Regions from separate parts of the Homo sapiens genome. Here regions 2, 3, 4 and 5 are each linked to region 1. The links are chromatin loops, found by intact Hi-C in ENCODE. Cell type or tissue: PC-9. All regions are shown on one strand.

The links. Peaks named below come from ENCODE experiments on the same cell type or tissue, not always from the same donor. Only the 100,000 strongest peaks of a DNase experiment are listed, where the experiment ranks them.
Region 2: it touches region 1 in a loop (6-fold over the local background); 5 of 110 quality-filtered maps call a loop at or near these places.
Region 3: it touches region 1 in a loop (15-fold over the local background); 22 of 110 quality-filtered maps call a loop at or near these places.
Region 4: a loop joins it to region 1, with 5 times the contacts of the local background. A loop is called at or near these places in 6 of 110 quality-filtered maps.
Region 5: a loop joins it to region 1, with 24 times the contacts of the local background. A loop is called at or near these places in 11 of 110 quality-filtered maps.

The regions. Positions count from the first base shown.
Region 1 is chr2:229,713,725-229,718,724 of GRCh38, reverse strand. DNER (delta/notch like EGF repeat containing) reads left to right here and starts at 4,170. Exons shown (of 13, transcript NM_139072.4): 1 at 4,170-4,577. The coding sequence starts at 4,302. RefSeq lists enhancers at 2,714-3,487, 3,488-4,262 and silencers at 4,100-4,159, 4,230-4,339. In PC-9, CTCF peaks have their summits at 2,427, 2,626 (motif pointing right) and 4,864; no DNase peak of the experiment used is centred here; H3K4me3 peaks cover 1,574 bases; H3K27me3 peaks cover 42 bases.
Region 2 is chr2:228,678,582-228,683,581 of GRCh38, reverse strand. No RefSeq gene overlaps it. Among named protein-coding and RNA genes, the nearest start is that of LINC01807, 70 kb to the right of the region's middle. In PC-9, CTCF peaks have their summits at 1,739 and 1,944 (motif pointing left); no DNase peak of the experiment used is centred here.
Region 3 is chr2:229,428,938-229,433,937 of GRCh38, reverse strand. The region is part of intron 8 of DNER (delta/notch like EGF repeat containing); the gene reads left to right. Among named protein-coding and RNA genes, the nearest start is that of PID1, 160 kb to the right of the region's middle. In PC-9, a CTCF peak has its summit at 2,404 (motif pointing left); a DNase peak (open chromatin) is centred at 2,377.
Region 4 is chr2:229,340,187-229,345,186 of GRCh38, reverse strand. No RefSeq gene overlaps it. Among named protein-coding and RNA genes, the nearest start is that of PID1, 71 kb to the right of the region's middle. In PC-9, a CTCF peak has its summit at 2,592 (motif pointing left); no DNase peak of the experiment used is centred here.
Region 5 is chr2:229,131,340-229,136,339 of GRCh38, reverse strand. The region is part of intron 2 of PID1 (phosphotyrosine interaction domain containing 1); the gene reads left to right. Among named protein-coding and RNA genes, the nearest start is that of PID1, 140 kb to the left of the region's middle. In PC-9, a CTCF peak has its summit at 2,996 (motif pointing left); no DNase peak of the experiment used is centred here.

The DNA.
Region 1 (5,000 bases):
TACTTCAGCTCATTTCACCTCAATTTTGTCCTTTAATTGGGCACCAGTCATACTTCCTACCTCATCATGCTGGCATTAGGATTAAATGAGATAATATGTAAAGAATACTCATATTAGTGTCTGGTACACTGTAAATACTCTACATCACCACTATCATCACCTAGAGCTCTATAAAATTGGGGTTTCTGTCTCCTCTCCATGTTATATGACATCTGAAGGTCAAAAAGAATAACTTGCCCAGTGTTGTCATGGGTCCTGATAGAACTGTTCTGGCCAAAGTAGGCTGGTGCTGTTCTTCATGGTAGAAAGCTGTCACTAGGCAATGTGTCCCTTCTCTCTATACGTGGCCAACTTTTTCTTTCAAGCTGACTCCAGCTTCAATCCAGCATCCAGTCCCACCCTCTGCAGGGAGGAGGGATGTTTTCTTGTATCCTTAAAGGTTAACTGGATGTGGGAAGGGGTAGCAGGAATGACGTCACTGTCTACAGGCAAATGAAGGTGCAGAGGGAAATAGAGAGACCATCTGCTGATGGCTGCAGAAAACTTAGATTCCTTTGGAAAGAAGGTGGGTGCTAAATCCCAGGTAAGTTGGAGGGGATTTATCATCTTATGATAAATAATTTAGTTTGGGTCTTAGTTCAAATCCTGGGAGATCAAGCTTGGTAACCTTTGCAATTTCTTCTAAATATAAGTTTCTAAGTCTGTGAATGATGACACGGTGCACCCAGGCTAGCATTCTCACAGGATGCCGTGGTGGACAGAGTATGAAAACCTCATCAGGAGTGGTGTTCTCATTGAGGCCAGTGGTTCCCAATTGGCTACCTGTGAACCTGCTGGCCTGGAAAGTTGATTTTCTCCATTTGTGACAAAATGCAAAAAATAAAGACAATTATATTTGCATTAGTTTGTAACATTTTTATAATAACCTATGGGTATAATGCAATTGAGGTGTAACTCTAAACTAGATCTGTGAAGAGAAATGAGTCCTGTAAATTGTTTTGAAATTCTTCCTTTCCACCAAATCCAGAAGCCTTAGAATTTCTAATGGGATCCAGCCTTCTACCTGGCAGAAATAGTACATGTGAGATCACTAGTCGTGCTGCCTGGCTCATTGGGAACAATCAGTCCTGCTCTGCCATTTACTAGTGTGTGGCCTCGAGTTATCTTACATCGTTGAGACTCAGTGGTTTAAAACTATAGTGGTTTATTTCTTATGTCATATGCCCATTGCAGGTTCCCATTGCTTCACATTGTCCTCTCTCAGAGACACAAGCTGGAGGAGCCCCCATTGCACCTCTTGGAATCTTGCCAGTTGTCACGCTAAGGAGAGGAGAACACAGTGGGACATGGGCAGGATTTTAAAAGTTTCCATCTGGAAGTGGGGCATACTATTCCCTGCACATTTTATGGCCATGGCCAATAATATGACCACATCTAACTTTAAGGAGGGCAGGAAGAGAAAGTCTTACGAAGAAGTAGCAGTAAGATCGAATGTACTATCATTCACCTCATATTCCATTTCATTTATTTTAGCTCAGCATTTTTACTGATTAAGATAAATTTACATGTTGATTCTGGTATGAATTTTATCAGCTGCCAAAAATTTCAACTCCATGGTTATTTCCCTAAAAACTTCTTGTAGCTTGATAGTGACCCCCCGATTGGTATGTTGTTAAACAGTTTTGAGTCCACTTAGCTGAATTTTCTCCATAAGGTGATCATGAGAAATGTTATCACTTTTTTTTTTTTTGCTAAAATCAAGATACATTATTGGTATATTTGGCCTTTGACTTGTCAATATAAGGACTCTATCAAAAAAGGAAATGAGGTGGGTCAGGATGAAGATTTGATATTCTGTAAGTTGGGAATAATATAAAATAAAAGCCTGGATTTTTAGCTTTCATTTAAACATAGAGGCAATATTATTTTAATCACTTTTGCTAATGTGACAGGGTAATACATTGGTTGGACTTTTTAGTTGAGTATTTGGGGGATCTTGCAGATGGTTGAAAAGCTGTCAGTAAAGTACCAGATCAGCTTTCGGAATCTACAGAAAAGACCCATTTCTCTGAGCGTGGTAACAGTAATAATAGTTAACACTTTCATGGCACTTAGTACATGGATGTTTTGGGACCAGGACATGCAAATCAATATGCTTTTTCCCCAGCATTAATCATGTTGCTCTGCCTATAAGCTAAGGTGCTGGAAGATTATAGTTTTCCTTTTTAGCCTGGAAAAAATGAAAGGATCTTGTATTGTCTCTGCCATAATATGCATTTTAAAGATTAAAGACTAAGAGAATACTTTTAGCAAGGAAAATTATCTGAAACATGCAGTAACCAGCATCCAGAAAATAAAACCACTTTTAATTATCCTATATTTCAAAATAATATGAAATACACAAACAAAGGGGTTGCTCAGGCAAAAGTACAATAAACTGAAATGTGATTTTAATTAACTCACAACCTTTTTACACTTCATCTTGCTTCATTTGTGTGTGTGTCTTGATGGAAGGCAATGAAGAGCACTATCCACTAGTCCAGGATTTAAGGTAAGAGAAGTTAGTTTCAGGAAAGAACGCAACTCCAGGGGCACAGAAACCACCTGAATGACGACACTAGTACCAGCAGAGGGTGCTGGCGTGGCACAAAATTAAGAATTTTCAAGAGGAAGAGGTCTTAGATTGAAAGACAGCAGGTGTGAGGAAAAATGTAATAACTCTATCCACTTGGAGGTCTGAATTCTCCGCTTGCAGATCTGTCTGGGGTTCAGTGATTTCCTGCAATGGCCACATGAATTTTAGGTATCTCCTGAAGCAGAAAAGTGTGACATTTGCTTCTGCGTTTGAACAGGACAGGGAGAAGCCGTGCAGTTTGCCTTCTGTTTCCACTGGAGGACTTTTAGCAATCCCTGGCGTCTGTGACACCTACAGCAGAAGTTCACATGGAGTCCTTACTTTAATTTTTTTAAAAAACAAAACAAGCTATTTTTGTGTTTACTAAAAAAAAAATTGGCCCAGACTGTCAATCCAGGGGAATCACATTTTCTTTTTTCATTTGGCCACCTTAAAAAGAAGGTAACAGGTACCTGGGAACCCACAGGTAATAGAGATTGTGAAAGGTCAGGTGGAGGAGACAAGGCTGGATGCGCTTTATTCAGCGGAGTGCAGCCTCCTTGGCGGTCGCAGCACCAGCCAGCCCAGCCAGGACGTGTAGAAGAGCCCGCCCCCCCCATCCCCTCCGAAGTAGGTCACAGCGAATGCTCCTTTTATGCAGAGTCCCCTGTTGCGATTCCTGCCGCTAGCAGCGCCTCTGCCAACCTGGGCTTTTGAACTGTTCTTTCGGGCGTTCTGGGCTGGGAGTCAATTGACCCACTGGATTCGAATCCAGACTTTCTGGGCCTCAGTTTCCCCCTAGGTTCAACGACAGGGGTGGACAGCCTTACACCAAGGCCTCTTCCCGGCCTCACACGGCGCGGCCAGACGTTCCTTAGTGGTGCGGCAAGGCCCCGCGCTCTGGAAAGGGCCGGCGAGAATGAGACAGCTGGGTCAGCACCAAGGACAAGGGCCCCGGGTCCGCCTGGCGGAGGCGAGGTCACTTCCAGGCGAACCCGGCTGCTGAGCAAGCGTCGGGCGCAGGGTTCCGTGGCCGGGCGGGAGGGCTTGGGGTGCCGGGAGAAGCGCTGTGGGAAGGGGAGCAGTCCCGGGGGATGAGGCAAGGCCGGGCCCCGCGGCGGTCTCGCAGATTCTGCGCCAAGAGGCCAAAGGTGGCTGCTGCGAGCGCGCCGCCCCTCCCTTGAGGCGCCCTGCCGCCTCCCGCGCCCTGCCCTGCCCGGGCCTTGGGGCGCACTCGGTGCTCCCGGCTCTGGAAGCCCCTCAAAGCCCCGCTTCCCTCACTCGTGGACCTCTCCAGCCCCTTTCCTGCCCCAGCGTCGCCTGGCTCCCTGTACCAGGGCTGCTTCTGGACACACCCGTGACTTCGACCCACTCCTGGGGGATGGGGTCCCGCATCGTCTTCCTGCAACCCCCATCCCAACTCCCTGCGGGGAAAGAGGCCCCACTCCCCGATGCTCCAGAGCCGGGGCCGCCAGGCGCCCCGCCCCCCGCTCGCCCCGCCCCGCCCCGCCCCGCAGGCCCCGCCCGCCGTTGCCCGGGGAACCGCGGATCCCGCAGCTGCAGGAGGCGCCCGGCCCGGCGGAGCAGCCCTAGCCGCCACCGTCGCTCTCGCAGCTCTCGTCGCCACTGCCACCGCCGCCGCCGTCACTGCGTCCTGGCTCCGGCTCCCGCGCCCTCCCGGCCGGCCATGCAGCCCCGCCGCGCCCAGGCGCCCGGTGCGCAGCTGCTGCCCGCGCTGGCCCTGCTGCTGCTGCTGCTCGGAGCGGGGCCCCGAGGCAGCTCCCTGGCCAACCCGGTGCCCGCCGCGCCCCTGTCTGCGCCCGGGCCGTGCGCCGCGCAGCCCTGCCGGAATGGGGGTGTGTGCACCTCGCGCCCTGAGCCGGACCCGCAGCACCCGGCCCCCGCCGGCGAGCCTGGCTACAGCTGCACCTGCCCCGCCGGGATCTCCGGCGCCAACTGCCAGGTGAGTGGAAGCGGCGGGCGCGGTGCGGGGCGCTGGTCCGGGACCAGCAGCCTCTTCCCGCCGGCCCTGCTGCTGCTGCCCGACAATGGGCACGCCTGACACAGGCTTTCCCACTTTGGGAAGAAGATGGATCCAGTCTCTTGGCCCGCGTGGACGCGGACCCCCGGGCCGACCCTGATTCCCTTACCCGCCCTGGTTCCCGGGCGGGGCCAGCCGGGCTCTCGGGGTGTGCCGCTCCGGGGCTCGGCACTTCTCGCGCGGGGCTCTAGACGCTCCGGTTGGCCACTGAGTGGCGCGCCCCTCCAGGCCGGGCCGAGCCAAGAACCACTTGAGCGGTGCCCGCCTTGGCAGCGCGGAGGAGCCGGCTCCGAGCGTCCCCGGCGAGGTGTTCAATGTCCAGGTGGTCCACGCTCCACGTCCGGC
Region 2 (5,000 bases), 1.0 Mb after region 1:
AGAAAAGCTTCCCGCAACCAAATGAATTACAGACACTCAGCAAAAGAAACTCTTTGCAAATGTGATTATTATAAGTGCCAGATCGAGTTCACACACTCACTTCTGGAATGACTGACAAATGTCATGACACAGGTTTTGGGTATTTTTTTTTTATTACAGAGTCATACATTTATATAGTAATGCGTTCATTTTTCCCTTCGAGTTGTTCATCTTGGATGCTGACATTTATTGGGTGATCCCACTAACATGTGGAGTAATGGAAAGATCTGGAGGCTCCACCACCCTCATGTTGTTTGCTGTTCACTAACCATGAGCAGGTGCTTGAACCTCAAGCACTCACTCTCCTCACTTTATCTTGTCTGAAAAATGGGCATAATAGGCCCTCTCCTAACTTCTTCCCAAGGTAATATTAAGGATCTATGTGGACATAAGAATTTTTTTTTTTTGAAGTGGAGTCTTTGTCGGTTGCCCAGGCTGGAGTGCAGTGGCTCAATCTTGGCTCACTGCAACCTTCACCTCCTGGGTTCAAGCAATTCTCCTGCCTCAGCCTCCTGAGTAGCTGGGACTGCAGGCACCCACCACCATGCACGGCTAATTTTTTTTGTATTTTTAGTAGAGCTGGGGCTTCACTGTGTTGGCCAGGCTGATCTTGAACTCCTGACATCAAGTGATCCACCCACCTCAGCCTCTGAAAGTGCTGGGATTGCAGATGTGAGGCACCTTGCCCGGCCTGAAAACATGTTATCAAATAAGATTAAAGTTTTAAATTTGTGAAATGAAATACTATTGTCAAATATTTCTCTAGCCTTTCTGCATTGTTTAGTTTAAATCTTTCTTGACTTTAGACTTTTGGTCATATTTTCATCATTCATTAGTGCCCCAGTGTTTAATTAAACAAATAAATCAAGGAAAACAAAACAAGTTTCCACAGATCTTTTGAAGACTATATTAATTTTAAGTTGTATTTATAATTCACAGTTTAAGTTATACCATTAATGATAAAGCTAAATTTTCTTTAGATTATTTCCTTTCTTAACCTTGATCATCTATTGGAATGTAAATAGTATTGAAGCTAGCTTTGAAATCCGGGCACCAAAATTAGCCAAAATGCAATGTCAGAGCATTTCCCCCTATTTTCTAAAGATAAGAACTTGTGGGCTCACGAGGTCTAGGAAGATGGGTGGAGAACCCCTTCTCTCACACATGCTATCCAGACATCACTATTCTAATCTGGTGTCAGGACACCCACAGAATGGTCCCCTCTGAGAAAAGCACTCAAGCAGGCCCTTCTAGTAACAGGGCTTCCAAGACCACCTCCCTGGTCTCCAGCCCTCACCCTCACACACTTTCTCTTTCCTGGTCCTGTCACCTCAGGGGGCAGAGCCAGCCCAAGACCTAAGTTTCTGTTTCTGGGGAAACTCTCAGCCCCACGACCTTGCACTACTTCAGAGTAACCACTACCCTCTTCAACTTCTAAAGACATATGACTCCCAAACTACCTCTCTTCCCTTTAATAACACCTATCCCATTGTATGGCCCAAAATACCCTAAACTAAGGTCTGAGCAGGTTTTAAAAACAAAAACAAAAGCAAGCATTACTTGTTAGGAAGCGACTCTTACAGAAGGGGGCTAGAAGGAGACGAGAGCAAGGAGTAAAACCAGCTTTTGTCCCATCAGCACCGAGGGGTGACAGATTAATCTGCTCTCCCCCCAAAAATGTGCAAAACCATTAATGCACAGATTCATCTTCATAGTGAGCTCCTTATACCTGCCTTTGCCTAGAACTAACCGGTGGTGAGATGGGTAATAGACACTGCTCAAGAAGGCATAAGCACTATTTTTGCTGTTACCTGGAATCTCCCAGGGCCGTGTTTGTGGCTGCTTCGTGAGGTCTGTCTCTGAAGCTGGACTTCCTTCCCTTCTTCATGCAGTCGCTATTCCTTGGGTTGGATCTGGCATGCCTCCTGGTTTTCTTTGTTTTTCTTCCCTCTAGTGTTTAAATCAGGTACAACATATCCAATCCTTCCTAGCATTAGGCAACTTGAATCATGAAACTAAAAATGCTAAACGTTATCTTTGCTATAATTCAGTTAATTTCTCATTTTAAGATGTCCCCAAACCTCAAGTGACTCATTTAGGAGGCAGGTCTGTTTGGATTGAGCAGAGAATTACTGTTTTATTTTAAAAGTCTACCTCTGGTTATATTATCTATCTTATGTCTAATTTCATTAATGATATTTTCTCTTTCACTGCAATTAAATTTAACCAAGGTTTGTTATTATATTTTCTTCAAAACTAGCTATTGAGGCTACTTGTCAACACTGCTCCTTTTATATTTAGGAATTCATAAATTTAAACATATATCTCAATTTTGGTAGAATTTTAGATTATTTTCAAATTTTCAGAGATGGATATTTAGTTTACATTTTTAAAAAGAATAAAGTCTAATAATAATAATAATGGTAATAACTTATCTCTGAGCTCAGCTTGGTGATAGCCTTTGAATCTTTATGTAAGCCACACACATAAAAGTCAGACAAGTAGATATTTACAGTTTTTAAAAATCTGTAACTCCTATGGTTTTCTTTGTTTATATATTCACTATAATAAGCATTTCTATTTCAATCACATTGTGGTAAAAAGTATGCAGTGTAAAAATGGGAAAACTTGGAACTTTTGAGGACTTACTCATGATCTAATGTCTTCTATGAATCACTTGTAATTTTTTAAAAAATTTGGTGATGGAAGGTTTTTATTCTATCAACAGGATCCAAAGGTTGATTCCTATTGGATCGACTGTATAATTTATATTATAGAAATATTTCAGGTCCTTGTTTATCTTTCATGAACTTGCATCCATAAGGACTATTACTTGGGAATTATTTTTTATTATTCCATTTTTGCTCATTTATTTTCATATATAATAAAAGTAATGAATGTTTATTTGGGGAGACCTGGTAGCTATTGAGAAATCCAAAAAATAAAATGAATTACCTGTAATATAAGAAGAAAAGTCAGCCATTCAGAAATTTGAGTATTCCCCTTCCCATCTTTTAATATCTATATGTATACACACATATATATGTTAATATATGAGAGATGGCCTTATGACATATAAAGTATATTTATTCTAAACAATAGCGAGTAAATTTCTTTTTCCGGTTTTTAATATTATTTAATTGGAAGGTCAAATAATATGAATATTTTGCAGCTCTTTAAATATATTGCCAAATTGCTTTCTAGGAAGATTGTATTGATTATACTTCCACATAATATATATAAAGTATCTATTTTCCCACATCTTTAATTCAACAGGATATTATAATTTTTAAAGCTTACTGACTTAATTGATAAAAATTGTCATTACCATTTTCATGGGCTTACTTTTGATGGATAGCGAGGTATATTTTTTTAATCTACTTACTGTGTGTTTTCATTTCTTCATATTTATAGAATAAATTTACTTTCCTTGTCACTTTTTCTATTAGGGTTTTCTTGATTTTTTAAAAATTTTTATTTATTTAAATTTTTTGAGATGGAGTTTGGCTCTTGTTGCCCAGACTGGAGTGCAATGGCACAATCTCGGCTCACTGCAACCTTTGCCTCCCAGGTTCAAGCTATTCTCCTGCCTCAGCCTCCTGAGTAGCTGGGATTACAGGCACCTGCCACCACGCCCAGCAAATTTTTTTGTATTTTTAATAGAGACAGGGTTTCACCATGTTGGCCAGGCTGGTCTCAAACTCCTGGCCTCAGGAGATCCACCTGCCTCAGCCTCCCAAAGTGTTGGGATTACCAGCATGAGCCACCACACCCGGCTGATTTTTCTTTTTTTTAATTGATTTATAGGTGCTCTTTGTATATCAAATATACTATGCCAAATATTAGCAGTGAAATCTATAAAGTCGAAGCAGTTAGAAGTATAGTCAAAAAGGGATCAAAATCACAACCACAGTGAATTACATGTACTCCATTCAGTCTTTAACATATCTTGTAGCCCAAAATAATGGGGTATGGTGGATTTGAAAAATAATAATAATAGAACTAATGAGTTTTATTTTTATTTTCTTGTTCTTTCTTCAGAAATATTAGTTATCTGTATACCAGATCTTTGTTGCCTGATAAAGAGCTATTTTTTTCTTGTTGGTTTTCATGTCTTTTCTTCTTCTTCATCTTTATTTTGAAAGAAACTTTCTACCTTGTTCTTTACCTCATTGTTTAAATTTCCTGCAGTTGATGACCGTCTGGGAAACGTCTAAATGTTTATAATTAGTTATGCCACTTTAGTGTCCTCAAGTTGTTGCCTTCCTTTTGTCCAATTCCTCTTTCTTCTCAGTTTGCTATCATATCTCTCTTTTTTTTTGAGAGGCAGTCTCACTGTGTTGCCCAGGCTGGAGTGCAATGGTGCGATCTCGGCTCACTGCAACCTCTGTCTCCCTGGCTCAAGCGATTATCTTGCCTCAGCCTCCATAGTAGCCTGGATTACAGGCGCCTACCACTATGCCTGGCTAAGTTTTGTATTTTTAGTAGAGATGGGGTTTCACCATGTTGGTCAGGCTGGTCTCAAACTCCTGACCTCAGGTAATCCACTTGCCTTGACCTCCCAAGTGCCGGGATTACAGGTGTGAGCCGCTGCACCCAGCCATCATCTTTTATGCCTTGACTGATAAAAACCATGTTTGATTTTACTGCCTTGAGATGGAAAGAAAATCTTCCCATTTAAAGTGTCTAGACCTAAACCTAAAAGTGTTTTTTCTTTCCTGTAGTAATTTCTATTTATTCCTCTATCTTTCTCATGCTAAGTTTCTCTCCTTTTATGTTGTATAATATTTTGATATTCTTTTTTGTGGTTGCTGTTGTTTATTCCCGAATAAAGTCAGCTCTATCTTTGCCTACTACTTGGCCAAAAGATAGCATGGTTCTGCCAGTGCTTTGTAGATTCTGTTAGATCATTTCTTACAGCAAGTTCGAGAACCAGATTATGCAAATTGTTATTACTAATC
Region 3 (5,000 bases), 280 kb after region 1:
TTTTATGTTTTATTCAAAATATATTTTAAAAGATAAGCAACATAAATTACCTTCAGAGCAAATTTTCGGCAAGATAATTAGGAATGCAAAAAGCTAATTCACAAATGTCTAGTATATGATAGTCAATTTGAAACACACTTAATCTTTACAAAACTATAATATTATTTTTAATATTACCTACTGGTCTGTATGTTACTCAAAATCTTAATCTTGGTGCTGTATTAAATACTTCTAATATCTTCCATTTTCTGACATTCCTTTCTGCAAAAATATTATTCCTGTGGGTTAAGGAAGCTAGATCAGAGATGTGGGAAAAATTGCCCTCACGAATTTGAATATGAACTTGTTTATCCTCATTCCGCTTAGGCATGTGTGACTCCTAGTCATACAGTGAGGAACTAGAACACATTGTGCCACAGCTATATCCTTATTACTTTCCCTCATTCTGGCCTTTCTTTTCCAATACGTCATTTGTTGTCACTTTGGGATTCCTTTGTGTTACTTTTTTCCCTTATGTAAACCTCGAGAGGAGGGTAGCTTCCTTTAGTCCATGTGCCGATGGCTGGTAGATCATTTGACTATATGTTTCACTGTTGGTTTATTTATATGCCCATAGCTGGTACATGTTCTGACCATATGTTTTGCGGTTGGATTAGTTAAACGCGCTTAGGAGATGCCATGGCTGTTAAAATACAAAACCGGCTGGGCACGGTGGCTCACGCCTGTAATCCCAGCACTTTGGGAGGCCAAGGCGGACGGATCACATAGTCAGGAGTTCGAGACCAGCCTGACCAACATGGTGAAACCCTGTCTCTCCTAAAATTACAAAAATTAGTCAGGTACGGTGGCAGGCACCTGTAATCCCAGCTACTCAGGAGGCTAAGGCAGGAGAATTGTTTGAACTCAGGAGACGGAAGTTGCAGTGACCCTAGATTGCGCCTTTGCACTCCAGCCTGGGCGACAGAGTGAAACTCCATCTCAAAACAACAACAACAACAACAACAACAAAACACAAAAAATCCCATAACCACACTATATGTAGCATTTTCCTTGGACAACCCCTACCATTTCCCCGCATTTGTGAGAGTCAGAGATTGTGGGAGACGTTGTATACTTTTCTATTCTATAGCTTAGTGGCTCTCAAACTTGAGTGCTCATCAGAACCATGTTAGAGGGTTTAAGTCATGGAGTTCTGGGCCCTACCCTTAGAGTCCCTGAATCAGCGGGTCTTGAGTGTGACCTGAGAACACGCATTTCTAACTAGTTCCCAGGTGGTGTTGATGCTGCTGGTCTGGGGACTGCACTGAGACCCAAGTGTGATGAGTGCGGATACCTCAAATGAATGTCTATTAGTAACTAAGAGGTCAACTAAACCAAATTTAACCAATTGATTGTGAAATAAATTAAAAGGAAATAAACATTTTAAAACTCTTCTATACTTTTATACCGTTTAAAATTTCTCTTTGTTAGTATGCATACTTGTGTAAAAGTAATTATCTAGGTTTTATTTTCTCTTCAAAGTGCCATAATAGAGTCTTAGTCTTTGATTTTCCCCCCTCCCACCCATTTGTTGCCTTTGCTGGCCCCAGCACCCATCTTTGTGCATCCCATAATGAAAAACTTCTGGAATGTGAGGGTGTATGTCTACCTTTGCTTTTCTAAACTTTCTTATCATCTTCCTCACCTCAATTATAAACCAGCCATTTTTATGTGTTTATAAACATGCTAGATAATCAATTGAGGGTATGGGATTATTTTATTAAAATGCTTTTCTTACTGTTTATATGTAAACACACATAGCACAATAATCTTTAACTCAAATTATAAAATATTATTTTGTCATTATACTTAGTATTTAATCTTGGTGCTTTAATCATGGTATTACAAACATTTGCATTAAAAATATTTTAAATAAAAAGTAAGAAAAATAGGCCACTTTACAATGGATAATTTAAACTGTAGACACCATATGTTTATAGAGGACATATTGGTGAATTTGCAAGCTGTAGAGAAATATTTGAATGTTATGTTTTATTATTAAAGGGAATGGGATTTCTTCTTTAAATATAACCTGGCAGATTCATTTGCATCCCTCTGTGCCATCTATTTCCTTTTGTAAAAGACATCTTTTTTTTCTTTTTTTTTAATTATTATTATACTTTAAGTTTTAGGGTACATGTGCACAATGTGCAGGTTAGTTACATATGTATACATGTGCCATGCTGATGTGCTGCACCCATTAACTCGTCATTTAGCATTAGGTATATCTCCTAATGCTATCCCTCCCCCCTCCCCACACTTATCTTTTTAGTCCTCCTCTTTTGTTAAACTCCTGAGTAACTTTTTTTTTTTCCTTTTTCACTTGCCTAGATAATAAGTAGAATCCACCCTCTAGTGGCCAAAAGCAACATTAAAAAAAAAAGTCATAAGACATAGCTAAAACATTGTGAAGAGATTGATTTTTCTCAGTGTGACTAGTTTGTAACCTAGTCCTGAAGCCAATTCCAAGAGAAAGCTTTCAGAAATGTTTAGATCAACATGGCTAGAAAGATTCCCCAGATGATGGACAAGTTTAAAGTCAAAGGCCTTTAGACACTGTTTCCGTTAAAGCAGGTTCACTGCCAATTTCTCCTGGCTTCCAGTGTCCTTCATAAGCACAGTCACAAGTGAGCTGTCGTCTTCCATATAGTCCCAGATTTTCTTAAATGTTTTTGAGGGAGAATGCTCATTTTTAAGGAGATAACTCCAGATAGTGGTCGTTTGGTTTTTACTGTATATTTAAGAACTGTTTCCTTTCCAAATATAAATTAATTATGATTTACACTCAGTACATCTACAGAAGTTACAGAATTTTTAACATCTTCAAAGATTTTCTTTTCTGCATATTAAAAAGTATAATTCTTCTTTTAAAAAACAATTTCTTTACTAGCAGTGCGTTTATTATAATGTCTGTTCCCTGCATCTCAGAAAATCTCCTCTAATAAGTCTAGTCTTTTCCCTTTATAGACTATAGGAAATGTTCTTATCTCTCCACTAAAAAAATATTTTAAAAAGTTAGGGTTTTTCTAATATTATCTGTTTTCCTTACTGCCAATCAAGGGTTAGACATAAAGAATGGTCATCATTTCCCTTGTAATCGGTGACATAATTTAGAGTTGTGTTACTACAAATAAAATACCCATAAAACATGTGTATTAGTCAGGGTTCTCTACAGGGACAGAATTAATGGAATATATATATATATATATATTTACTAAGTATTAAGTCACACGATCACAAGGTCACATAATAGGCCATCTGCAGGCTGAGGAGCAAAGAGAGCCAGTCCGAGTTCCAAAACTGAAGAACTTGTAGTCTGATGTTCGAGGGCAGGAAGCATCCAGCACGGGAGAAAGATGTAGGCTGGGAGGCTAGGTCACAGTCTCTCTTTTCACATTTTTCTGCCTGCTTATATTCTAGTCATGCTAGCAGCTGATTAGCTGGTGCCCACTCAGATTAAGGGTGGATCTGCCTTTCCCAGCCCACTGACTCAAATGTTAATCTCCTTTGGCAACAGACTCACAGACACAGCTAGAATCAATACTTTGTATCCTTCAATCCAATCAAGTTGACACTCAGTATTAACCATCAGTTAATCAGTATTAACCATCACAGCATGGATGATATTACCCGCTTATATCACACAATAACATATCTCTGTTAATGGAAAATTAGAAAACATGAATATACATATTTAAATTAATAAAAGAATCCCTTAACAAAACAATTGTCAATTTTGGAAGATGTTTTTCCAAGCCTTTTAATGCATGTTTGTGCAAAACAGGCACTGGTAAAGAAAAGAACTCTTCTGTATTTATGTATGCAAAGGTTATTTGGCCCTCTGATTCTATTTTTCTAGCAAATTCAATTTACCCAGTTTGATCAAGCATCTTCTATATTCCTCAACCTGTGTGCTAAGGAAATGAGAGGAGAACAGCCTGTTGTTAAAGAGAAAATGCAGAGTTTGGAATCAAATATTGAGCAGTGAATCGAAGTTTTACTGCCAAGCAGGAAACCAGATCCAGCCCCGAGGTTAATCTCAGGGGATGGGGCTATGAAAAGGAAAAAGGGTAGGTTTTAAAAAGCCAAACATAAACAGGCTGTTTCGTATTGGAAAAATTTAGATCTTCAAGTTCCTGGGTGGTGAAATCTGGGCTAATCAGCCAGGCACCATGTCAGTGCTGAGCTGGTGCTATTGTGCTTCTCTAGTAAGCGGTCTTTGCTGACCATGTGAAACTATGGCTCAGGGTAATGGCGTCCTTCAGGGCTATGGTGCTTAGGGCCTTTGCTGTGTCTGCAAGGTGGGCACCTATTTCAGAAGTACGGCACCCAGGTTGTCTTTTAAAATCACGTTTGCCTCACAGGCCAGGTGACCACACATCACATCATGATGTGCTTACGCCAGGCATTGTGCTTAATGCTTCCCTTGTGTTACCACCTCACGGACAATGCCAGGCCCGTGTCCTCCTAAGGGAGAGGCAGAAACTCCTCCTTTTATAAGTATCCTCTGTTGCCACAAGTGCCCATGAATGGCCTTAATGGAAGATGTGACACACTGGCACTGAGCTGCAACTGTATGCCTGATGGTCCAGTGCTCCCCATCTAGAAACACTCTCAATACTGAGTTACAAAAAGTACTTAATAAAAAGAAAATAGCATCAAATACATTTTATTTTAATAAGGGAAGCAAGAATATGTATTTCACTTGGGAAGCAAGAATCCTGCTGTGTCCCATTGTCTCTCAAACTCTCACATTGTACCCCCAGCCCCCATATGCTCCACCATCTTGGTGACCCTCCAAGGGCAGTGCTCAAGGTCATTACGCCAGTTGGAGACATCACTCTGCAGGGGCCCACAACATTTCTGGCAGCGACCTTGCTGTCTGCCCAGTGTAATTCCATCATGTTCTGGACCAGTTTTTCTTTCTCTCTATTTTATCTTTTTGGCTTTTTCTCTTTCTA
Region 4 (5,000 bases), 370 kb after region 1:
AAAGTATCCTTCACATAACCCTGTATGATAATTGGCTACTTAAGATTCATGCATATGGGCTGCGTATCATGCATGTACTTAAAATTATGGGATAGAGGCAGCTTGCAAGTGCATGGAGGCCGAAGTAACTAAACAACACACCTCTCAATCAAAAGGCAGACACTGGCTAGAGATTAGGCAGCCTTGGGAAGAGAAGAAAAAAACACGTAAAAAGACTCAAACTTCACCAAACTGACGCTGATCTCATCTCACAGAGGCCAGTCCATTCTCCTGCCCTGAAAGTGTAATACTGTGCTTAATGAACTTCTGTTGCTTTGCTTTGCTATCTGTTTGTCTCGTCCAATTCTTTATTCGGGACACCAAGAGCCTAGAACTGCGTGGCACCCTCCGTTAACAGTGGGTGCACAGAGAAGCTCCTTCTGAGTCTTAGGTCAGAAGATGAAGAATGAGAATTAGCTCTGAGCTTTGTGTGCAGGGTGTGTGGGAAGAAGGCACTTTCAGAAAGATAGCCAAGCTTTTCATACCAACTCAGGCTTCCTGTGGTTGAAGGGTGGAGGCAGTTTGAAAATTACTCTTTTCACTTTACAGATGGGATGATTGGAGCCCAGGAAGAATGAGAGATGACTCTCCCCGGGTTAGTGGGACATCAGTGCTATGAAGAAACAGAAGATGGGATCACATAGCTGGAAGCACTTGCAGCACGTTTCCTGGCCCATTGTTCACACTCAACACATAAGAACTCATTCTTATTCCTAAAGAGCCCTGGTCTCCATTGGCCATGCAGTGGTCAGCCATGTGCTCAGAAGACAGAGCTGGAATGTAGACAGAAAAAAATGGGCCTCGGAAGAGATGAGTAACTCTGCTTGTTTACCACTTCAACATGTTAGCACAACTCAAGTTACAGAGACTCGTGAGTGCTTCAGCTCTGAATTCAGGGGATTAAGGGAAGAAAGCTTTCGGCGCAGGATAATATTCACTCGGAAAGGCTTCTGTTCCTCTGTCAGGTAGCAAGGGACATGACTCATGCATTTTGTCTTTTATAGGAGTCTTACGGTGTGCTATAAATGGATTTACTTTAATTCTCAAATAGTCTCAGAGGCTAGTGATGATAAATAATTACGTAGTTGAATGTGAACTGTGATCCAAACAGCTTTAAATGTAGAATTAACTCTACATTTAGTGGGTAAACCTGAGGCACTAGGGGGTTAAGCTGATGGTTGATGTACAAGTGGGTCGTTTGCTTTTCAAGGCCTTATTTTCAGGGTTCAGCAGAGTGAAACTTTCTTGAAAGGCTGCGACTGGTTGGATCGCCTCCATCAGGATGGGTATGGCCATGCCATTCCTCAGGTATTTCCCTTGAAGGCAATCACCATTTCACAATGACAGGACCAATTTCCAGCTGTTTTCTTCCAAGGCAGACTCATCCCCAGAAGCATTGCTCCCAAGGCATAACTAGCTTTTCTTCCAGCCCCTTCTGTTTTGTTTAGATGCTTGCTCTACTAGATTGTATGGCCTTTCTGGGTGGAAACTCCACCTTCATTCTTGCCCCACTCACCAGAGGCATCCATGATTTGTTGAGTGATTGACTTCCACACTGTTTCCTATCCTTCTCCCCACCCAATCACATCTGAGTGATTAAGAAGCATCAGTGAACTCTTTCCAGTCCCAACACACTCCCTTACCCAATTCCTTTATTTCCATTATTCCGAATGAATGTGTCTGTATCATATCAGAATTTCCCAAGCTTGCCCGATTGTGGGAATCACTGCCATGCTGTGAAAGTGACAGGTTCCAAGACTTTGCTTACTGGAGACTCTGATTCAACCAACAACTGTTCTGTGCTTGCTTTGGGCTAAGTTTTGAGCCATGTCCTAACAGTTCAGGGTGAATAGATTGATTCAGGTGGATTGTCTTTAAGGAACTGAAGTTGAGGAGGGAGTTCATTGGAGGCTTTGGGTATCTGATGGTAGGAAGTGGGAAGACGGTGTAGAAGGCAAAAGAGCCAGACACCACTTGCCATGTGCCCAGGGCTGAGCTGGATCCATGAACAGGACATTCAGGCCAGCTCAGAGTAGGAAGGCTCTGATCTTGAGGGAGAAGGTAATAAAACAAATAATTGCTGATTAATTCTGTTCCCACCCTGACTATTGTCCATAAAGCCTATCCATCAATTTGCCTGCTGTCAAACCATTGGCACAACAATTTAAGAATCTGAATCCAAGAATCCAACAATTGGGGCTGTGTACTCGCAGGGACTTGGGCCCTTGCTGCATTTCCAAGAGTTCTCTCCCTCTTGCAGTGAGCTCACAAGTGCGCAAGTCTAGGCTCAAAATAGAGCAGTTTTGCAAAACAAAATAGAGAAGTTTTACAGCACAGTTGCACATTTAAATCTAGTTGTGACTGAAAATAACCCAAATCTAGCTCCTAGAGGATGCCAGAACTTATCTATTAATTGTACATTTATTTGTATTAAGAATAGATCTTTCTGTGCAAAATGCTCTCAGACTGAAATAACTAATTTCAGATTCCTCTGGGAAATCAGGGGAAACAAGGCTGCTTACCTGGGTTTGCCTCTTTCAGACTTTCGGGGCGCCCTCCAGTGGCTGGGAGCTGGCTGACCGAGGAGGACCTGAGGATTTGGTGTGGGATCTGCCAGTCAGGTTTGCCTCCAGATTCTGCTTCCCTTGGCTTCTCTTGAGCTTTGCACTGGACATGGGTTCGTTTCTAAGCTATTCATTAACTAAAAAGGGCTGGGAGCCATTGCTCTCTCATCTTGCCTTTGCTGCACAGAGAGAAGCAACTTTTTGGCTCTTGCTTCCACAAGAAAGTCTTCTCCTTCCTAAATAGCAGGGATGCAGTGATGAGGATGGACATGTGCTGTGCTCACTCAGATGGATTTCCCAGCTCCCAACTGCATCCTCAGAGAACTGCCCAGCACAGAGGTGACCCCTGGGGCATCATTTTGCTCTTCTTGGGCAGCAAGCTCTAACTTGTATAAATCATCATATTCTTCAGGGATTTGCCCTTCTGCCTTCAGGTTTATATTATTAAACTATGCTCCTATTTTTACAAAAGGCCTCCTTCTCCAAAGTCAAGACATACAGACCATTTATCACCATGCACAGATCTTGAAATTCCTTTGAAGACCTTGGTAAGGGCTCCAATCCCATACTTATCCCTTGTGTCCTTCCAGTGGCATTCTGGTTGTTTGTGCAACTGTTTCCAATAGAGGTCTTTAGGGGCTATTGATCAATAAAAGTCTACTCTGACTGGCTTATCTAAAGTTGCGACACACACACACATGCACACACACATCTCCCACTAAACTATAAGCTGTGATAAGGGAGAGTTCTTCTTTTATTCATATCTGTGTTCCTAGGGCTTGGATTTCAGATAGGCACAAAGTAGGTTCTCAATGAACATTTGTTGAATGAATAAATAAGTGAATGAATGCCACATAGCAAGCTATCAGATAGTTTCTCTCTAACCTTTTCATCATGTGTTTAACATTCACGATTGGACATTCAAGGGATTTCTTCTTTCTTTCTTTCTTGCTTGCTTGCTTGCTTTCCTTTCCTTTCTTTTTTTTTTTTTTTTTTTTTGAGACAGAGTCTCACTCTGTCACCCAGGCTGGTGGGCAATGGCATGATCCCGGCTCACTGCAACCTCCGCCTTCCAGATTCAAGCAATTCTCCTGTCTCAGCCTTCTGAATAGCTGGGATTACAGGTACCCGCCACCACACCTGGCTAATTTTTTTTTTTTTTTTTTTTTGAGACGGAGTCTCACCGTGTCACCCAAGCTGGAGTGCAGTGGCACCATCTCGGCTCACTGCAAGCTCCACCTCCCGGGTTCATGCCATTTTCCTGCCTCAGCCTCCTGAGTAGCTGGGACTACAGGCACCCACCACCACACCCGGCTAATTTTGTGTGTGTGTGTATTTTTAGTAGAGATGAGGTTTCACCATGTTGGCCAGGCTGGTCTTGAACTCCTGACCTCAAGTGATCTGCCTGCCTCAGCTTCCCAAAGTGCTGGGATTACAGGTGTGAGCCACCGTGCCTGGCCTGGACATTCAAGAGATTTCTAACTTTTCACTTTTATCAGGAAAACTCTAATGATCCTCTCTCTACATAACCTGGGCCAGTTTCACTGAGGCTTTCCTCTGGCCAGCTCACTGGATGTGCCTCGCCAGGTGAGTGTACGAAGACTCTTGGGATGCAGTTATTTTTGGTACTCCTGACATTGTGGTCTTTCCACGCTTTCTGTCTCCCCAGATGTCAGACATGTCTTTTTGTCTTGCTGCAGGCACCATCCTCTCCAGCAGGCCTTCCTGCCTTCCTAAATACCTTCTTTGAGGTTTGTGAACTGAGATTTTTGAAGGTAGAGTTTCATCTTCAATTGCCTAGCATAGGGTCCAGAATGCATCAGAACGTAACAGGAGCTCAAGAAATGTTTGGTGAGTGAATCAGTTATGTAGCGAGTGGAGCAGGGGTGAATTTGTATCCATGGGAGCTGGGCCCCTGTCCCACTGGCCCTCCAGGCTGGCCTGGTGCTGTTCCTGCTGCTCCTGGTGACCATATGGTGTCCTCGCCACAGAGGTCTTGTGGGTGTACTGCTGCCACATGAGTCATGGTGGCCTCTGAGAGCTGCACTGGGAGCTCAGGCAGCCCCATGAAATGGGCTTTTTGCTCCAGGAAGGATTTTGTGGCTTCCAAAGTTCAGAGGGGACTTCAGTGAAGAAAAGTAATTTCATAGTCTTAACTTCAGAAGCAACCAATGCCTTCAAGAGTTTTTCTGGGCTGTAATCGATCATGTTTGGAGCAAGACCACAGGGCCGTCTTGGCAAAGGCCATCTGGAACTCAGGGAGTGGGAAAGCAAGGGCTAATTGGTTGTGTGTGTGTCTGGTGGGAGGCTGGAATCTCTGACACTCATGGAGAATGGGGGTGGCAAGGCCGCTGGCTGGCTCCCTGGGCTGGGAGTCTGGGACACCAGGCAGGAGGA
Region 5 (5,000 bases), 580 kb after region 1:
TCTCCTGAGGTTGTGGTCAAGCTGTTGGCTGGGGCATTGGTCTCATCAGAAGGCTCAACTGAAGGAGACTCCATTTCTAACCTCGTTCAGGTGATTGTTGGTGGGACCCAATTCCTTTCAGGTTGTTGGACTGATGGTTTCAGCTTCTTGCTGCCTGTTGGCCAGAGATTTCTCAGTTCCTTACCACAAAAGCCTTTCCTGGAGCAACTCAAAACGTGGCAGTTGGCTTTCATCTGAGCAAGCAAGTGAGACAGCAAGAGTGAGTGAGCAAGACAGACAACAGAGTTTTTTTGTAACCTAAACTTAGAAGTGGCATCTTAGAAGCAAGTCATAACCAAATCCATCTTATACTCAAGGCAAGAGTAAAAAGGCGTGGATTTTAGGTGGTGAGCCACCCTAACATTGTCAGAAGCCATCTTAGAAACTGCCTACTATGTTTACTGACCATGTTTTCAGACCTCATTCCATTAATTAATCAACAAGCACAAATTGAGCATGTTGCTAATAATCTGAGTTCTGCATGTCACATGATTGCTCTTCTCCCCTCTTAAACATGGCCTGTCCTTAGCTTCAAGTCTTTTTTTCTGCCCCCAGGTTCCTTCTGGACATGACATGTTTTTATGCCGTGCATCACTCCCCATCCACACATCCCTCAGTCCAGCGCTGTTTTGGATAACTGGATGTACTGAACAGTGGTTTTTCTATAGCCTCAGGTTTTACTGTAATTTTATCTGAACCTTTCTATACAATACTTTGCATCAGTGCCACCCAGGGAGAATGCTACTGTTTTCATACAATAGTCTATCTGGGTGTACATTTGCAGACCCCATAGCTCTCACTTCACAGCTATGATGTATCATTGTTTTTCTGTAAGTGTAATTCTGTCTCTATGAATTTGCCTATTCTGGATATGTCATACATATGGAATTATGCAATTTATGGCCTCATGAGTTTGGCTTTTTTCACTTAGCATAATACTTTCAAGGTTTCTCACTTTACTTTTACATGCCATTTCACGAATGCATGCTAGTCACAGGAAGAATTGAAAGACGATAACTTGAAGCATATGCCCCCTGAATGGTGGACAAGAGCATTGTCATCTCTGCGGGGGAACAAACCACGTGAACGATGCAAAACCCAAGAGAAAAGCAAGTGGAGGCTTTGCCAGTCAAGTTCATTTCTAGATTAGCCTCTACTGAGACAAGACCCTTCCACTTCTTCCCTCCATCATTCCCTCCTTCCTTTCTCACATCTTTCCCTCCTCTTCTCTTTCCCATCTCCTCTTATTTTTGCCTTCTCTCTCTTATTTTCTCCTCTTCTTTATTCCCCATCTTCGTTTTTCTTCTTTGTTTCTTCATTCTCTCTTATGTTCCCTTTGTGTGAGGGCAGAACTAAAATAGGTTAGTACATAAAATTTCTATTTGTGGGGATTTATCCCACGGACATAGTAAAAGTAATATACATTAACCTGTGATCAGGTGAAAAGTTCAATATATTGACATAAGAGATCAGCTAAAATAAGTATGGCATATCTCTTGGAAAGAATACTATATAGTCATTAAATCATGCTTAATACTGCCACATGACTCTAAGATTTTAATAAATCAAATAGTATTACATGTACTCTGCATTCATCTTTATGCCAAAAAAAAATAAGGTGATACCCTTGAAGTTAGAACAGTTATTATCATAGTATGGGACCATTCCTGGTGGCTTTTATTTTTCTTTGTACTTTTTTTAGCTTCAACATTTTTCAACAATGTTCACGCTTTAACTTTTGGAATCAGATAACAACAGTGGCCAGGTGTGGTGGCTCATGCCTGTAATCCCAGCACTTTGGGAGGCCAAGGTGGGCGGATCATGAGGTCAGGAGTTCGAGACCAGCCTGGCCCGCATAGTGAAACCCTGTCTCTACTAAAAATACAAAAAAAAAAAAGCCAGGAGTGGTGACAGGCGCCTGTAGCCCCAGCTACTTGGGAGGCCGAGGCAGGAGAATTGCTTGAGCCTGGGAGGCAGAAGTTGCAGTGAGCCAAAATCACACCACACCACTGCACTCCAGCCTGGGTGACAGTGCAAGACTCTGTCTCAAAAAAAAAAAAAAAAAAAAACACAGGTAGTAAACATTGTTATTGAAAGAATGCTAGTGGAATAGTTCAGTCTTTGGCAATGAAGCCAGAGATCGGCCTTTAGTATAAAGGAAGATCATTAGGTGACTGATGGTTCTCAAATGGGATGATTTTGTCCCCACGCAGGGGACATCTGGCAATGTCTGGAGGTACTTTTGGTTGTCACACTAGGGAAGTGATACTAGCTTCTAGTGGACAGAGGCCAGGGCTGCTGCTCAGCATTTTAAAATTTTTACAATGTATCCTTCTCTCCCTAGTTAAGAATTATCCAACTCAGGGAGGTGGGAGGGATAGCATTAGGAGATATACCTAATGCTAAATGATGAGTTAGTGGGTGCAACACACCAACATGGCACATGTATACATATGTAACAAACCTGCACGTTGTGCACATGTACCCTAAAACTTAAAGTATAATAATAATTAAAAAAAGAAAAAAAAAAGAATTGTCCAGCTCAAATGTCAATAATTCTGAGATTGAAAAACCTGCTCATTGGCTGGTTTAAATATTTTAAGTTATCTCATTGGCTCATATCAATGGAAGAGGTCAAATCAGTTGAGTTGTCGATATTGGGCATGAAGAATTAATTTACTTTCAGGTAACCTGTAACAATATGCTGACCTAATTATCGAAGGATTTGAGATGAAATCAAACTTCTGTACTCTTACATCTGCAATTCACATAGTTTTCATCTGGGTTGTGTATCTCAAAGGGAAGAAGCCAGGCAATAAATTTGAGGTTAGTCTGTTGATACTAATTTAGGTCACAGAATTCCGTGGAAGAAATTGGTAAAGGTGATTGCCGTAGGAGGACTACTCAAGTCACAGGGAATGAAGAGAGTTCTGGCTGAGGGAATAGTGCCACCTACTGAATTGTGTTTGTGTTTTCTACAGGTTCTAATTTATGCAGGCTTATGCCTGGAAGTGTTACTTTCCTTTATTGATCTTGCACATCTCCTTAAGTAGTCACTGCCAGAACTTTAAACAATATTTAGTTATTATCGGATCAAGGTGTAATTAGAAACAGCTGTGAACAATTGCATACCATCCAGCTCCTGAAGTAGCAAACTAAATTGTACTTGGCCTTGGATTGATTAATACAGATTGTGTCTAGCAATCAAAATAAATCCGTCTCCAGGTAGAGTGCCAGGAGCCATCTTACCAAGATAACACAGAAAGATTAAAAATGCATGAAATGCACCATTTCCTAATGTCGCCAGGTTAAAAAAAAATTAAAGCACAAAGCATTGGCTACAACAAAATTGTCAACATTTTTATCCTTTTTCAAAATTTCAGCCTTGATCTTTACTTTGTGTATTTATGAAAGCATATTTAGAATTCTCTCATCTTTCGCCTAAGTATTTAAAAAAAATCTCTACAGTGCAGTGCATACATTGTAATATACCTATTTAATAATGACAGCATTTTTAGTTAATTTGAAAAATCATTTGGAATTACATATTGAATTGGGTGGGTCAGATAATTTGTTACCATGGTGAATCTCTTCATTGGAATTAAAGAGTTTGTCTCATAAAATTATATGCCTCTGTGTAATATGTTAATTAATGCTCCTAATCAAACATTTAATTACATAATGAGCCTGGATTAATTTGTAACCTGAATCTAAAAGCTAATTCATATAAAATTCAAAATAGTATGTATGAGAGAGAAACTAAGAATTTCTAGCACTTGAAACTTTGTTTTGAAGTTCTAGCAATCCAAGCCGGTAATAAGCAGAAGGACTTCTGGCCAGTTTCAAGGCCAGAAAAGCCGGCAGTGATAGTGACACCGAAAGCTGGATCTCTCATGTTCTTATGCTGAATCATGTGGTTCGAAAGGCAGTTTTATAATGTCGACTGTTTTCTCTGGGATCGTGATAGCCCATCCTGTAAGTACAAAGGAGCCAGAGCTTGAAGGGGACCCCTTCTTCCTGATGTCACACATGGAACATAGATGGTTGTGGTCCTCAGAAGCTCATTGGAGCCATGACCCCAAGGAGATAGAACAAGGCTTTGTCTATTAATTCTTTATCCCCTGAGATAATAAGTGTATCCTTCCTTTCTTATAGCCAATTTTAAGCCTTCCATCTCCCAGAAGTGAGCAGTCTATATACCTTTAAAAGGAGATGGTTCTACCACGTGCCATCATCTGGAGTCCCTGGAAACAAAGAAGTGAATATTCAAGAAACCAGATGCGAGAACTATAAAGATTGTTACTGTCTACATTGCTCTTTTCTAAGATAGCTTAATCCTGCTCTAGAGAGGGTTTGCTCCCAGACAGAAGGATGATAGTACTAGATCATAACTAATCTTCTGCCCACCCTCATGTCACTGTTGTTTAACAATGACTGATATTGAGATAAATGAATATTTAGCACATCTTTCCACCGAGACGGAGTCTTGTTGCATTTTTCACAAAACAAACGCTTTTAAGAAGTGAACGTTGCTTGGCTGATCTTCATCATTTATTCAAGCTGAAATCTTGGTTTTTAATTTACAAATAGGATTAATTACTGAAATTCGTATCTAGTGTGAATATTTGATGATGACTTTTGGAACAATGGACATTTTGCCTAAGCTATGAAATTAATTATTAATACTTCTAAACTTTAGCCAAAATGGTGATTTTCACATGTGGAGATTCTTTACTCTTTTCACATGACTTTGTTCTCATAGAAAAATGTGGCTGGCCATGGTGGCTCACACTTGTAATCCCAGCACTTCGGGAGGCTGAGATGGGTGGATCACCTGAGGTCAGAAGTTTGACACCTGCCTGGCCAATGTGGTAAAACCCCATCTCTACTAAAAATACAAAAATTAGCCAGGTGTGGTGGCACATGCCTGTAGTCCCAGCTACTTGGGAGGCTGAGGCAGG